2 separate regions of the Mus musculus genome follow, and region 1 is linked to region 2. The links are chromatin loops, found by intact Hi-C in ENCODE. Cell type or tissue: heart. All regions are shown on one strand. Links, peaks and the distances in the headings refer to the core of each region. The heading gives the core; the rest is flanking DNA. Region 1 overlaps Pik3cb (phosphatidylinositol-4,5-bisphosphate 3-kinase catalytic subunit beta). Region 2 holds the start of Cep70 (centrosomal protein 70).

Region 1 (2,500 bases), core at 1-2,500, 160 kb before region 2:
CCCGAGCTCTACAACCACACATGCTCTGAGATCTGCACGGTCACTATGAAATTAAAGCAAGCACCCACCATATATGTGCTGAATAAATACTACTTAACAATAGCTTCAAAACAAAACAAGACAGAATGCCTATAATCTCAACACTCAGGAGGCAGATGCAGGAGGGTCTCTGTGAATTTAGCCTGGTCTGCAGAGCAAATGCTACACCATCAAACTTCTGCATCCCCTGTACGGACAGACACTGACTATAGCCTTAGGTCACAAGCTTTCTCCCCACTTCAGTTGCAGGGTTCAAGTTTCAGTTCTCAATGCTTCTAATCAATTGGAAATGAACCGAGGGGTTCCACAACCCTGCCTCCAAATCCAGTAATTCAGTGTAATGGGCCATGAGCTACGGGAAGCAGGACCACTGGTTTCTTTTCGTAGCTATTAAAAAGGGCAGGGATGAACAGCTGATGAAGTAGTGGCCAACCCAGCGTCCATGTGAACTACGAGCTAAGAATTTTTGTTGTTGTTTTTAAATTAAATTTTATATGTGTAGATGTTTGCCTGCACATAAGTCTGTGTGTCCCCTGGAATTAGAGTCACAAGTGGTTATTAGCTGCTATCTAGGTGCTGGAAATTGAACCCTGGCATTCTGGAACAGCAGGCAGTTTTCTTTTTCTTTTTTCTTTTTTTTTAAGATCTATCTATCTATCTATCTATCTATCTATCTATCTATCTAGTATATGTGTGTATACTGTAGTTCTCTTCATCTATCTATCTATCTATCTATCTATCTATCTATCTATCTATCTATCTATCTATCTATTATATGTGTGTACACTGTAGCTGTCTTCAGACACTCCAGAAGAGGGCATCAGATTTTTGTTACAGATGGTTGTGAGTCACCATGTGGTTGCTGGGATTTGAACTCAGGACCTTTGGAAGAGCCGTCTCCCCAGCCCGCAGGCAGTTTTCTTAACCACTGAGCCATCTCTCCAGCTACTATAGTTTTGTTGTTTGAATTCATATACATGAGTGTATTTCCTTGTACACATGTAAGCACACTGTATGACTGTCAGGTGTTTGCAGAGGCCAAAAGAGGGCACCAAATCCCCTGGAATGCAGTTAAGACAGTCATGAGCTGCCATATGGGGTCTGGGAACCAAAGCTGAGTCCTGTAAAAGAGCAGGTAGTACTCTTAACTGCTGCACCAACTCCACACCTACCTTGTTAGAGAACTTTGATTAAGAGTTCAAAGTAGACATGAATAATTAATCCCTGGCCACTGGTCATTACATTGGTCTCTAGTCTCTTGCCTAATCTTGTGGTCATCAAGTGAGACCAGGATTTAGCCCACATTAGTGGTTCCTCTGATAACTAGCCCTTATCCTAGAGCTATGTAGGGTTAGGGGCTTTTTAGCTACTGGTAAACTCATTAATTTAAAAACAATATCAACAGAACAAGATGAAACTCTTCAACCACTACACAGACACGAAGAGTTTTGGAAGTTCTCTCAGAACTAGGGACTGGGTCAATTTGTATACTAAAAGATCCTCCAGTCAGATACAGTGATGCTCTCATGATTCCAGCACTTGAGATGTGACAGAGGGAAGAACGAGTTTTCAAAGCCAGCCTGTGCTACATATCCTACCCTCACACTGGCCAACTTGCTCACCATAATTAGGATTCTCCTGTCATTCAGGAAATGACACAGGCTTTGCAAGCTCTGTGCCAGAGACCACATTTTAATTTGTTACATCACAATCTGTCAAGGGAAGCTTTGCTCTGACTTAGAGAGGAAAACTACCCAGGCATGCGGTGGTGGTGATGATGGCTACATTAAATGTGCAAACTCACCACACAAAGTATTTAGTGTCCCAGACAATAAAGAAGGAAGACAAACGGACAGAGCTTATCTTGCTACTTACACATATTTTAATTGATTAGGATTGCCACATCACAAGGCTAGGAGGTACTGTGATGAATGCCTACATGTAATGCAGAATCCGCCCGTGTCAGGTTAGGGTACCACAGCAGCCTCTGGAAGCTGCACGCTGAGACCCTTTGCCAATATGAAAAGGTTCCCATGACTACGTCTTTAGGTGGTGTGGTGTTTCTGAACTGTGCCCTTCTCTTTCCTTCCTGAGACCCAGACTATGATCCTGTCAGACCTCCTGGAACTGCCTCACTGTGGGCCCTTGAAACCCACAGCACTCTGCACATCACTCTTGGTTCTCCTCTTTAAGTTTACTAACACTTCCTTCTTGACGCCATTCTGCAACCAAATCAGTTAATTTGTACATAATATACTGTAATCTTTAGGTCTGGGAATTTTAGATTGTTTCCAATATCCCAGGAAAATTGAAGTCTAGAATTCAACTTACTATGCATTGGAAAATGACCTTCAATTCTTGATTATCTGCCTCTACCCCCCCAAGTACTAGGACTATAGACAAGAGCCACCCTGCCTCTTAGCTTCTTGATTCCGGTCTTTGTGTTTGGGGAGCTGTTAGG
Region 2 (13,483 bases), core at 5,089-7,588:
CTCTGTAGCATATTTTACAAAGTCACATTATGTTTTCCTACCTTTCCATCCACGTACACAACTCGTTTGCCTGATGTGGTCCCATGTTCAAATTCAATCTTGTGGACTCCATCACTTAAAATAACATCCCAGATAGCTGCAATTTTCATTTTCCCCAGGCTACATAGGGGGCAAAGGGGACAGAAACGAAGCCATTAAAATGAGCCAAAACAGTAACTGAATAACCAATTAATCCTCCCAAGATGAAAATAATCAATTTTGTTTTTAAAGATAGGGTGCTATGTATTCCAGGCTGGCTTCAACTTACGATGCAAGCCTGGGTTTGTTTGTACAATAGTCAAGATGATATGGAATATGCCTAAGTGCCCACTAACGAGTATATGGATAAAGAAAATGAAGGCAATATAAACACAATGGAGTATTATTTATCCACGAAGAAGGATGCAATCATGCCATTTGCTGGACAATGGACAGAAGTGAAAACCAACATGTGGAGGCAAAGAAAGCACACCCAGAAACACAGATGTTACCGGTTGTCTTTCATGTTGAACCTAAAAAAAAAAAAAAACAACCCACCAACAAGACCACTGCCACCACTACCACCATCACCACCACCACCACCACAACAACAACAACAAACAAGGCATGAAAATAGGGACTGTTTGGGAAAAGGAAGCAGACCAGCAGAAGCTAAGAATGGGGCCCGTCGGCGGGTGTATTGTAGGGAGGGATAGTCAAAGCATTAATGTCCACTGCTAGAGTCTCTTAGGTAGCATAACATGAAAACACAGAGAGGCAAGTTGCCTGGTCAGATACGACTGACATCTGGGCACAGCTATCATAGATGGGTGGCTTCGGGCTGAGCCCTGCTCCCCAACCTGGGCTGTGGTCTCACCTGTGAAATTATGGCCTATGGACCGACCACCTAGCAAAGCAACGTCTTGGGTCTGATTCCTTAGACTGCAAAGTTTTGCTCCTGCAGCAAGCTTGGGGACGGGACGCACTGGGAGCATGCGCGTTGAACACTACAGACTGTGATCTGCGGTCCTTCGTTCCTGGCCCTACCCATGTAGCTGTCTAACCTGACGCCTTTGTTCTCCAAACAGTCCTTCCTCAGCCTGTACCCCGACATCATCAAGTCCCACCCTGTGAGCAACGCACAACAACAAACGTTACTAAGAGCTGTCCTCTCGGGTGCCTGACTCCGTTGCTGGGGTGAGCTTGGTGGACAAAACCCCAGGACCCCCGCTGCTCTGAAGCCTGTGGAAGGTAAATCTGCTCGTGAAGTTGGTTCTCTAAAACCACTTTCTGGCATCCCTTTCCTCTTCTCTGTCTTGTGATACTGGAGACTGGGCCGATGTTCGATGTCTCATAAATTGCTCAAATTGGCCTTAAGTTCACGCTGTAACCCAGACAGACCTCAAACTTGCAATTCTCCAGACTCATTCTTTACTTCTTTTAAGACCCAAACTCCTTAGGGTGGACTCTGATACATTTTGAGGCACACAGAACAGGAGCTTGTTCCAAAACCTCCACGCAGTGGAAAAAGGCAAATGGACCCTGTCACATCTCTTTGATAAAGACACCGATTCCGTTCATGAAGGCAGAACCTCTGTGACCTAATTACCTCCTAAAGGCTCCACCTCTTAACACTTGGGTTGGAAGTCAGGGTTCAACATAAAAAAATTTGAAAGAACCCCAGCATTCAGATCACAGTCCTCAAACCTGCTGGGGCCCCAGAAACCCTCAATCCCTTCGCCTGTGTCTATTCTGTTGTTGGGCCTACTCTCTGGGGACCACTCATTGCTCTTGTAAGGTGGCTATGTTGGTTAGTTTAAAAAAAAAAAAAAAACAGATACACAAAAATCAGTTCAAAATATGCCAGAATGTCAGTCTCCTATAGTAATATTTTGGGCATGTATTAGTGACTAAAATGATTCGAACAACTTATAGGAGGGACTGTTAATTTGGGCTCAGAATTCCAGAGGTGCCAGTCTGCCTGTGGCAGGGTCAGCATGCTGGATGGGCCACTTCATACCATGGTCCCAGGAAGCAGAGCAGGCGTGACTGACCGGAGGCAGAGGGAAGAGGGTACAGGAAGAGGCCAGAGCAAGACAGCATCCAAGAACATGCTCTCAATAACCTTCTTCCTCTGACTAGGCTCCATTTATGACCTTTCCTCCGCTACCGATAAAACCATGCTATACTGTGAATCATCAAGGGATTACTATCCCATTTATTAGGTCAGAGTCCTCACGATCTACCCTGGAAACATCATCGCACCGAAGATTGCCTCACTAAATCGCTAGGCATTTCTCAATCCCGTCAAGCTGACAGAGAAGATTAGCCAACCCAGAGAAGACAGGATTTAGGAATTTTTACGGACTGGAGAATGGGGAAAAGTGATTAAGGATTAGGGAGTAATTGATTTAAGTGTTCATGACCAAACTTTAACAATTACGACGACCCCAATGTCAGCGCTGAAATGGGTGGTTTTAAAAACCAGCTAAAAGCAAGCGACTAGGAGGACACGAAGTAGGTTAAGTCCGGAGGGTTTAGTCTGGAATTAAGAGCAGGTAAGACAGGTTAAGTGTGAAGAATTTGTTCAGGTTTTCCTTGGTTTCATAAGAAGGCAGGAAAAAGGCGTCATCTTAGACAGGCAAAACAATCCCTCTCTGGATTCTTAATCTTCCGACACCTTGATCTTGGACTTCTCAGCCAGGACAGAAAGCAACACATTTCGTGGTTTAGAGATTATGCAGTCAAAAACATTTTTGTTATAGGAGTCTGAGTGGCCCCATCTTACAGCTCATTTCTGTAGCTCCATGACAATGTAAGGAAAGGTTGTTCCAACTTTGGGATTAATATTGTGGATAAGGTGTCTAGGCACTAAGCAAGTGCAGTCTGGGAGAGGAGACAAGAGTTGACAAGAGGAAACAACCTATTGATTAGGTTAATAGATCTTGGAAATGATAGGACTGAATGCCAGAGCAGATTGTGCCTCAGCAGTTCTGCTGAGAGAGCTTTGTACTTGACCTTGATATGGAAGATTTCCTGTAAAAGTAACTTCTATTTGACAGACGTGATTGTTATCTCCCAGGCTGGTGGCCTCCATCTGCTAAGTTGGGCCCAGTCCTGAAAGCTTCTAGTCTCTGTACAAGCCTTTCTAGGCCTGGAAGGTTTTCAGCCTCAGAGACTTACTGCTGAATAAGCTCACCCTTTCTAGCTCTTTCTGAACTCTGGCTGGCTGGTTGACTCAGCTATTCTGACTCAGGGCTCCTCTCCACACTGATTCAATCTGGCTTCTCCCAGCTTCTCCTGACCTGGTCTGGTTGGCCTCAGACTAACTTTGGCAATATGTGCTATTGTGTTCTAATGTGTCCCCTTCTCCTTTTCTGTCTCATTCTGCCTTCACCTGTGTCTAGCTTGTTCTCTGTCTGCACCCTGTCTCTGTACAACTGTCCCAGCAAAACTGTCTCTCTGTCTTTCTGCATTGCCCCTCAAAGTAGCTTCCCTTTCCTCTCTCTGTGCTTGTGCGTTGGGCAGATCCTATTCTGCCAAATCTTTCTCTGAGTCGTCACTTTGTCTGCCACTCAATTAGGCATCATTTTCAAACATGAATGCTTTCTTCTACAAGCCGACTTTACCGTCATTGTTTGGGATTAAAGGTGTGTGCTGAGGGCACGTCTGTATTCCAGCCAGAGCAGCCAGGTTGCCAAATTAGAATCCCTCTACAGTTCTCCAGAAGACTTCCTAGTAGCTTTCTCTTCGTTATTTGTTTTTATTTATAGATTAGACACATAATAAATGACTATTGGAAGAATGAAGGCGGTGGTGGTATAGAGTGGACGTCTCCAGGGGTGACACAAGGTTGGCTGGTTTCCTCCCTAATCCTTAGTTGCCCCCCTTCTGGATTTCTTTTTATCAATACTTAATTCTGAGAAACAACTCAGAATGGGAGGAGCAGGAAAGCCTAGTGGGGTCGCAGCTCACAGCTTATCAAAGGATAATATTTTCTCATAAAATTCAAGGAATCTAGCTATTTTTTATAAGACTAATAAGGCATAATCTATCAAGTTCTTGCTATGTGACTCCAGTTCTAACAACAGTCCAGTGATTATATTTATTCTATTTTACACAGGGACCCAAAAACCCTTCAGAAGTTACGGGCTTTATATTTGGATTCAGGCACATAGAAGAAAGGTTTATGTTAAGAGATAATATTATTTGAAAGAATATTATGCTTGAAGAAAAGAATTGCATTTAATATTTGGGCCTCACGCTCCAAGCTACAGTGAAATCTACACTGGAATTGGACAAGGTGACCTATGATTCTTCAGCCAGCTAGTTCCTCTCTCTAGTCTCTGGTATGCTGGACTTGAGAGACAGTTTGGGCTTGGTTTTGTAACTATTTCACAGAGGCAGGACACCCGTGGGAAGAAGAGTCATTTATTATCTACCTACCAGGACTACATGGCAGGAAATCATGTCTGAACAAGGCACCACAAAAGGTCTTGAACTTAAACACGAAACGTCCTTGTTCTGGCTGACTGAGCTTGCGGCTTTGTTCTAAGTCTCAGATTGCTTTCCTGGTTTTTCAGGAAGTATCTGAATGATGGTTAGCTTCATAAGCTGCTTCTCACCAATTTGACCACAGACACTATCGCTTTAAGAGAGCAGCTGGAGATGCATTCACCACAAAACAAAACATGAGATAGGTCATATGTTTATGCTTTGTTTTGGGTCTCTTCTTTAAATGGGTTGGCTGATTTTCCAAATTTGGTATTGTCTGTCTATCTATCTATCTATCTATCTATCTATCTATCTATCTATCTAAATATCTATTTTTTCAAGGCAGTGTTTCTTTGTATACCCCTGGCTGTCTTGGAATGTACTCTATAGACCAGACTGGCCAGAACTCAGAGATCCACTATTTCTGTTTCCCTAGTGCTGGGATTAAAGGTGTGTGCCACCACTGCTCAGCTAAATTTAGTTTTTAAACAACAATGAAGACTGAAACAAAATAATGGAAGAAGCACTAGCACTTTGGAAACCATTTAAAAATGTGGCGCCTCCTTTTTACTTTCTGGGATTTAGGCTTGAGCCACCTCTTCATCTCCCTGGCAATTACTGATCAGGAGGTAGGGTATATCTGGCAGGTCCAACTGGCTCAATAAAACAAACAAAAACAAAACACAAAACTGGAGAAGTTTCTATAGGAAAAGAAAGTATGTGGTCTTGGTTGCTCCAAGTAGGCAGCTGGAAAATAAGTATGAATTTATCATGTTTTCAACAGCACAGACTAATAGCAGCTGGACCCACTTAACCATTGAAATTGGTTTGAAGCCGGGCATGGTGGCGCACGCCTTTAATCCCAGCACTTGGGAGGCAGAGGCAGGCAGATTTCTGAGTTTGAGGCCAGCCTGGTCTACAAAGTAAGTTCCAGGACAGCTAGGGCTACACAGAGAAACCCTGTCTCAAAAAACCAAAAACCAAAAAAAAAAAAAAAAAAAGAGATTGGTTTGAATTAATCAATGTCAACGTCTCCGTCTCCCTCCTCTAGGGTTTGTGTTGTGTGACCTAATCAATTGCTTTATTGTTTAAGGCAGTTTGAATTAGTTGAGTTTTTTGTTTGTTTGTTTGATTTTTATTACTCACATCAAAAGTAATTCTAACCCACGGATGTTTGGCCTATGGGTTGGCTCAGAAGATTGGGAAAGTCACCCTATTGTTCTGGAAAAGGTAAGCAGTTAGATTGTCTTAGGAAGCTGAAAATGAAAATCTGTCAGCTCCGTAGTGTGAATATCCAGATATAGAAAGGGAAGGAAGGGGCCATGAGGGGGAATAGAGGGATTGGGATGTGTTTGCAGAGAACACACACAGTTTAGACTCACTGTGTGCCTAAACGTGGGCTTGAGAGCAGTACTCTCTTAAGAGATGTGCCCTTGGACCACCCAGAGAGAGTCACTTTAGTTGATGTATTAGGGTCACTAAGACCCTGATGGGACTTGCATTTCCCAAGTCCTTCTGGAAATGCCTGTTGTCAATACCGCCACCGTGTGGCTGTAAGTTGCAAGGACAACGATGGTAGATTCCTGAAAACTCGAGGTCATCCTTTAGACTGCGAACATGATTTTTTTTCCCTTACATATTTTGGATTTCTTAACCCACTTTTGGTTTTTGAAAAGAGTGGAGAAGGACCTTCGTTTTATTTTTTTCCTTGAGCCAAGGCCTCCTGTAGCTTCCGGTGGTCTTGACTTTTGCTATAAAGCCAGGGATGACCTTGAACTCCTGATCTGCCTGTACCTCCTAAATTCTGGAATTACAGGCACGTGTCAGCTCGCCTGTCTTAGGCCGTGTTGAAGAATCAAACCCAAGGGCTTCCCGGACGCTGAATTCTACCAACTGATCTACATCTCCAGTCCCTCTTCCCCACCAGGTTTAGAATCAGTCTTAATTATTTCTCAGCGGACAGTTGGTTCTCCCTCCTGGCTATACATTAGAATCACTTCGGGGAACCATATAAACTCTGGACGTGTGGGCCCCACTTTAGAGATCTTGACTTAATTAACCTGGAGGCCCATAGATCGTTTTCAAGGCTTTTCAGCTTATCTAAAGTTGAAGCAAGAGTTGTGCCTCATGTCCTTATGTAATCTTTTATCTCTGTAGCCACAAACCCTTTATTAACCAGTCTTATCAGTGTCTAACAGGAGCCCAAACTGCCTATCTAGACTGAGCTTCGTCAGGCAGGCATCTCAGTTCTTCGTAGACCTTTGAAAATATTCAAGGAGAAGGTGAAATGTTATCAAGAAATGCTTATTGGGGTTGCCCCGTGCAGACAGTTCCTGAAAAAGGCTCGCAGTCAGGGCGTGAGGGGGAGCTGTAGGGAGCGCAGGCATCCAGTGATAATAAGGCAGCCCCGGCCTCACTTTCACTTGCAACCGCAAATGTGTGTATTTCTAGCTTCTCGGGGATCAAAGAAACACCATGGTGACTGAGCGACTATCAGGCGGAGCGTCCAGGAAGTGTCAAAGCGCCTGCTACAAAGTAGCCGCAGCAAGTCCGGGTCCGGTGGGAGTGGAGGCGGGAAGAAGCCCCGCCCCGTGGGCGGAGCTAACGATAGAGCGCGGCGTGGACCCGCCTTCCCGGCGCGCCAGGTGGTGTTGTCCCGCCCCGCTGGGAGGCCATCGACTGCGTCAGTTCGATTGGTCAGCCTGGCTGCGCTAACGGTCGCGTAGGCGGGGCTTAGGCCGCGGGGGCGAGCGCGGTGGAAGCCACGGGCTGTGACCGAGGTGAGTGGCGCTTGGGGTCGCCGAGGACTTTACGTGGGCCCCCTTCAGGTGCACGCCCAAAGGTGGCTTCTCCGGAATCCGGAGCGTCCCACTCACCAGCCAGGGCCCTCAGAATGGAGTCGCCCCGGCTCCTACGCGCTAGCTAGGAAATGCGCGTGCAGGTGTGGGCGTGGACCTCCCTGCGGGGAGCCCGCCCGTCGCTTTGTGTCCCTCGCTCCTCACTCAACCTCTTCTCCCAGCCGAGTGTTGAAGGTGTGCGACCTGGTAGAGGAAGCAGGAACTGAGCTTAGACTCCTACATGGAATCGGCTGGGTTCCGGGCTAGCTCCAGTTCTCTTTGCGGCGCTGTCAGGTGATAGCGATTTGGAGCCAAGTGGGAGATCGCGGAGTAAAGGGTAGGCGAGTACCCCTCCTGTCAGACTCATTACAAATTTAAGGACTCCGCCTTTATGTGGGTCCACGTTGATTAATGTGAAAAACACAGCAAAGCCTAATCAAGGTTCCCACTATTATCAACTAATCAATAATTGTTCACGCCACGGTGCAGACGTAGAGAAAGAGGACAACCTTGGGCGTCGGTCATTGCCTCTACCTTGTTTGAGACAAGGTCTTTTGTTTTTCTGCATACTGTAGGGGATGGAGGGGAGAGCTGCAGAGTCCGATCTCCCTACAGGAGGCCCGGGGTTACAGAATTCTCGCCTCCTGTGGATTCTGAGGATTGCTTCTCAAGCTTTCTTGGGACAAGTGCCTTTACCCACTGAGCTGTCTCTCTAGCCTGCCACTTTATTTTGTAATCATATCAGCGCTGCAGGCATTGGTTTCAATCTTGTGCATTGCATGGATTTTTGTAAATAGTAAATAGCTAGTAAATGGTAAACCGTGAAGAGCAAGTTGCAATGTTGTTGGAATTGAATTGTTGATTCACGTTAAGGCAAGGTTTCATGCAGGCCGTCTGAGGACGACATTGAATTCCTGATCCTCCAACCTCTGAAATGCTGGGGTTACAGCTAAACACCACCACACCCAGCTATTATATTTATGGGGGTTTTGTTTTTTTTTTTTTTTTGTTTTTGTTTTTTGTTTTTTGAGGCAAGATTTCTTTATGTAGCCTTGGCTGTCCTGGAACTAGCTCTCTAGACCCAGCTCACCTAGAACTCACAGAGATCCTCCTGCCTCTGCCTCCTGAGTGCACACCACCATTGCCTGGCTATAAAATTTTAGTATGTGTTGTATTTTAACAGATCCTCAGATACCTACAGGGCAATTAATGAACTGTTGTGAAACATGGATGGACTGTGTCAAAATATACACTTTTCCCCCCATGATGGCTGTCACTTGTACTCACACTCCCAGGGCTGAGAGGGATGGGTTGCCTAGGCTAGTTCTAGGTCAGCCAAGGTTCTGTTTCAAACATCTCCAGTTTCATCTTTTTCTCATTTTGTTTTTCTCTTATCTTCTTTTTCTCTTATTTTCCTTTTCTCTCTTTTCTTTTTCCCCACCCTCCTTTTCTTGAGACAAGATCTTGCCATGTTGTCCAGGTTGTCTTGGAAGTCACTATGTAGACCAGTTTGGCTTTGAACTTACAGGAGTCCACTAGGATTTGCTTCCTGAGTGCTGGGAATAAAGGCATGCATCACCATCCGCCACTAAACATTTTTACCACTTTTAATTATGTGCGTGTTCATGTGTACAGGTACTCGTGGGGGCCGAGGAGTTGGATCTCCTGGAGCTGGAGTCATAGGTGGTTGTGAGCTGCCAGGCGTGGGTGAAGGGGATTGAACTCTGGTCCCCTGTAAGGGATAACATGCTCTTAGCACTGTGCTGTTTCATTTCTGTTTGTTTTTGTTTTGGTTTTGGTTTTTTTGTTTTTGTTTTGAGACAGGGTCTCTCTATATAGTCCTGGAACTCACTGTGTAGACCAGGCTGGCCTCGAACTCACAAGATCTGCCTGCCTTTGTCTCCTGAGTGGTAAGATTAAAGGTGTCTACCACTGTGTTTGGCTTCTTTCTTTTCTTGAGATAGGGTTTTACTATGTAGCCTGGGCTGTCTCATATCCTTCCTAAGACCCAAAGCTGGGAATTATGGGTATGTGATTTTTTTTCTCCTTTTTGTAACACTTGGCTTTATTTGCCACGTGGCTAAACGACATCCGTCCTCTACTTCCTACTCTAGGAGTCCTGTGTGTTAACAACACTCTGTAAAGGTTCTGCCTTGGCCCTAGGATGCCGTTATTTTTTTTTTTTTCCTGTGACTTTCAAGGTTCCAAAGCCGTGTCTTGTTAATAGCCTGGATGGGGAAAAGATTACTACAGACGATTAGCATGTTTGCATTAATAGGTAATACTTTGTGTCAATTTGTAATAATTGGAAGTGTGCTCTTGAAAAAGCTTACAGGTTTTTACTATGACTTTTTAAAGAACACTTTCAGAACTCAGAGAACCTTGGGGGTTACAGGGGGTGGGGGCTTGATCACGGGTGTAAATAAGTTCTCTGCTTCCTGCTTTTACTTGAGTACACTTGCAAGCAAGGATAACTACCCTTGAAGGCCACATATCAGAATGATAGATTTGAATATCCTGCACATGTTTCAATAAAGCAATAGGAGGAAGGACAAGGGGGAAAGGAAGGGGGGCATCTGTGGAAAAAGCTGTTCGTTCTTGTTGCAGTTTTCAGGCTGTGGTTATCGGTACCATAGATACCGGCCTTGAGAATAACTCGACCATTTCTGTGACAGGTTGAACATTTCAAGGCTTTGGCTTGTATCTTTTTGAAACCTAGATCAAGATCCACTTCCGGACATGAGACTCATTGGGTGATCATTTTATTGAGATTAACTTGAACGACAGGTGTAAACAACAAAGGAATCACTATGACTGAGGTATGTCCAATATAATAGATGACATGTTTTTTTTCCAATTGAGGAAAGATCATAAAAAAATTTATTGGTTATTGTGATAAATGGTGTTACATGCTTCTTGTCTACCTGATAATTCTCTCAAATAATATTAATAGTTTAAACTCAGTAAGAAAACTGAATTTTAACGAAGTTAAATAGATGGCACCTCTGTCCTGTGAGGTATGCACTACTCTGTGCTCTTTGTGTATCTTTGAGTCTTCTCGTCTCTGCAGTGCTTCTGGGAGGTAAGTACTATTATTCCTTTGTTTTTTCTTCATGAAACCAAAGCACAAAAGCATTAGTATTCCCTGACTGTATGTCAGAATCTCCAGGCAGTCTAATTATAGGATATATACGAGCTCTCTTTTGGTTAGTGTTGATTTGTTTGCTGTTAAGATTTGGCAGGCCTGTCCCCAGTTGCTGTCTGTGAGCTTTTGTGTTTATAGAAATCTTGGATAGGTAAATAGCAGTTTCCTTAGCATTGAAGCCTGGCCCCTCAGCCTTAGGGACTAAAGGCTGAAGACTCCACCTTTGGAACGCCAGCACCGAGCAGAGCAGCTACAGTTAAGCTCCTGAGCTGTGGCTCCTTAACTGTGATCTTGAACTCTCCCAGCTCCTGGGACTTGCAGTCCTCCTGGCCTCAGCGCCTGCCTTCGATTCTTCATAGGTCCTCAACTTTGACACGTTGGCTTTTGCAGTACGCCACTGTCTTTTTGTGGTTTCAGCATCTCGATCTTTCTGCTCTGGGTTGTTCTCTGGAACTCTTGAGCTTCTTCCTAGAGTGATAGTTCTTTGTATCACGCCCCTGGCTTTCAGTGATAGTTCAGCGTGAGAGGAGTCTTTGCATTTTTTTCACTGACTCCTGCGGTCTTAGCTCTTGGTGGCTTTCAGAAACGTTCTGGCTGACTCTGCCAGGCTAGAAGTTTGTAGACTTTGTCTCATCTTCGTGCAACCAGGGTAACGAAGCCTACAAGTAGGCAAGAGGTCATTTGCGAGAAGACTTTATTGAGCCTAATATTGCAACCTGGGGCTTGGGAGTGAGGTTAGCGCATAGGAGACAAGCTCCTGAGTAACCTGGAAACGGTGGAGAGCGGCTTCCTGTGTGGCCAGAAGAGGGGACTGTTGGGGCATGAACTGTGCTTTTACCAGTTATGATGGCCAGTGTTGTTAACTTGGCACATCTAGAATCACCTGGGAGACTGGCTTCTGGCATGTCTGTGGGGAACTCTCTGAATTACGTCGAGGAGGGAAGAGCAGGAGCTGGGTGGTACCACTCCCTGGATAGGATGCTGCACGATGCAAGTGGAGAAGGGAGCTGAGTAGCATCTTTGTGTTCATTCTCAGTTTCTGGTTATGAATTTGATGGAACCTTCTGCTGCCTTTGACTTTCTGACATAATGGATTATACCATGAACTGTGGGTTAAAATAACCCCTCTCTCAAGCTGTTTGTTTTTGAGAAAGGGTCTGTGTATCCTTAGCTGCCCTAGAACTTGCTAAGTAACAAATAACAGGCTAACCTCACAGAGAGCTGCCTGCTCCTGTCTCCCAGATGCTGGGATTAAATGTGTGCACCATCACACCCATTGATAAATTGCTTCTCAAAACATACCACAGGCGTTGCACACCTATAATCCCAGGACTCAGGAGGCAAAGTCAGGCTGGGGTTACATAGTAAGACTGTCTCAAAACCACAAAACCAATATTTAAAAAGCAGTTAGATAAAAATACATTTACTTGTTTATTGGCTGTGTGTGCCAATATGCTAATGCTTCTGCACACATGGAGCTCAGAGGACTCCAACCTTCTGTGTCCTGGGTTCATGGACTCGGGTTGTCAGGCTTGGCCTCAAGTGGCTTAACTCACTGAACCATCTTGTCAGCCCCTTAAGATGGCTTTTGTCAAAGTATTTTATCACAGCCACAGGAAAAGAAACTAAGAGACCAATTATACCCACAGCTTCATGGTATCTAGTTCCATTGATGACATATGTACCAACCGTCTTCCTCGATTGGGAATCATTCATGAACAAATGTTATGCCAACCACAGCTCCTTGGCAGCCTCTGGGGAGTTGCTCCCGCAGGGAGAGCAGAATCAGCTAGAGTTGGCCACGCCCCCCTTGCCTGGAGCGCAGTCTCAGATGCCTTCTGAAGCTGCTGAAGCTGCTGTGGTCTAGAAAGGCCTCCAGATGCCTGGGTTGAAGCTCTGACAGCATTGGTGACTATAGTGTTATCGCGGTCTTAGCACCTGGAACAGTTCTTCAGCGTGATTATGGAGTACTCCCAAGAGCAGACTGTCCTGAGAGCTCTCATTAAAGCACTTGATTGATTAATAGTAACTCCTTAACTCAAGGCAGCTAGGCATAAAATAAATCCCAGCCTCCCAAATGCTGGGATTAAAGCATGCACCACCATTGCCCCGGCCAACTTCTTTTTTCTTTTCTTTTCCTTTCTTTTCTTTTCTCTCTTTTTCTTTCTTCCTTTTTTCCTTTTTTTTCCTCTTCTTTCAGACAGGGTCTTCTGTAGCCCTTGCTGACCTTGAACTCACTATGTGGCTGAGGATGACCTTGAACCTCTGATCTTCCTGCTTCTACTTTGTATGCTGGGTTTACAGGCAGGCATCTGTACATTCCATATGGGAAAGTCAGGCTAGATCTTGATTTTATTTATTTACTGATTTCACAATGATGAGTTGGGTTTTTTTGTTTTTACCAGTTATTTTGCAATCACGCCCCGAGTCTTGCACATTCTAGGAAAGTACCGTACCTCTGAGCTATATTCCCAGTCCTGTTCTTGATCTTCTGAAGACACTTGTTTTTACATTATCATAGATGCAGTTATTTGCTGGGTTTTAGTTGATTATAGTGATCGTCATTGTTAAAACTTATTTTGGCTACTGGGAATCTATCTACTCAGTAAGTCTTGCATATCCTTGCGTATCCTTGGCTGTCCTGGAACTCGCTCTGTAGACCATGTTGTCCTCCAACTCAGAAATTTGCCAGTTTCTGCCTCCCAAGTGCTGGGTCTAAAGGTGTGCACCACCACTGCTGGCTTTTTTTTCTTTTTTTTTTTTTTTAATACAGAGTTTGATTATGTAGTACTGGAACTCACTATATAGACTAGGCTAACCTCAAACTCACAGAGATCCACTTGACTCTGCCTGTGTTTCCTGGCTTCTCGTATTAAAGGTGTGTGCTACCATCACAGGCAAGATTTGTTTTATTATTTTTTTAAAGATTTATTTATTTTATTTGTGTACACTGTAGCTGTCTTCAGACACACCAGAAGAGGGGGTCAGA

The links. A loop is a pair of places that touch in the nucleus more often than their neighbours do. Peaks named below come from ENCODE experiments on the same cell type or tissue, not always from the same donor. Only the 100,000 strongest peaks of a DNase experiment are listed, where the experiment ranks them.
Region 1: a loop joins it to region 2, with 3 times the contacts of the local background. A loop is called at or near these places in 3 of 42 quality-filtered maps.

What each region holds. Positions count from the first base shown.
Region 1 is chr9:99,079,771-99,082,270 of GRCm38, forward strand. The region is part of intron 8 of Pik3cb (phosphatidylinositol-4,5-bisphosphate 3-kinase catalytic subunit beta); the gene reads right to left. Among named protein-coding and RNA genes, the nearest start is that of Gm1123, 45 kb to the left of the region's middle. In heart, for the core only: a CTCF peak has its summit at 1,076 (motif pointing right); no DNase peak of the experiment used is centred there.
Region 2 is chr9:99,236,199-99,249,681 of GRCm38, forward strand. It overlaps Cep70 (centrosomal protein 70), which reads left to right and starts at 7,143. Exons shown (of 18, transcript NM_023873.4): 1 at 7,143-7,292; 2 at 10,069-10,168. The coding sequence starts at 10,160. Faiml (Fas apoptotic inhibitory molecule like) reads right to left here and starts at 1,041. Exons shown (of 5, transcript NM_001244762.1): 1 at 896-1,041; 2 at 42-159. The coding sequence starts at 149. In heart, for the core only: a CTCF peak has its summit at 6,056 (motif pointing left); DNase peaks (open chromatin) are centred at 6,033 and 7,223; H3K4me3 peaks cover 1,492 bases; H3K27ac peaks cover 1,479 bases.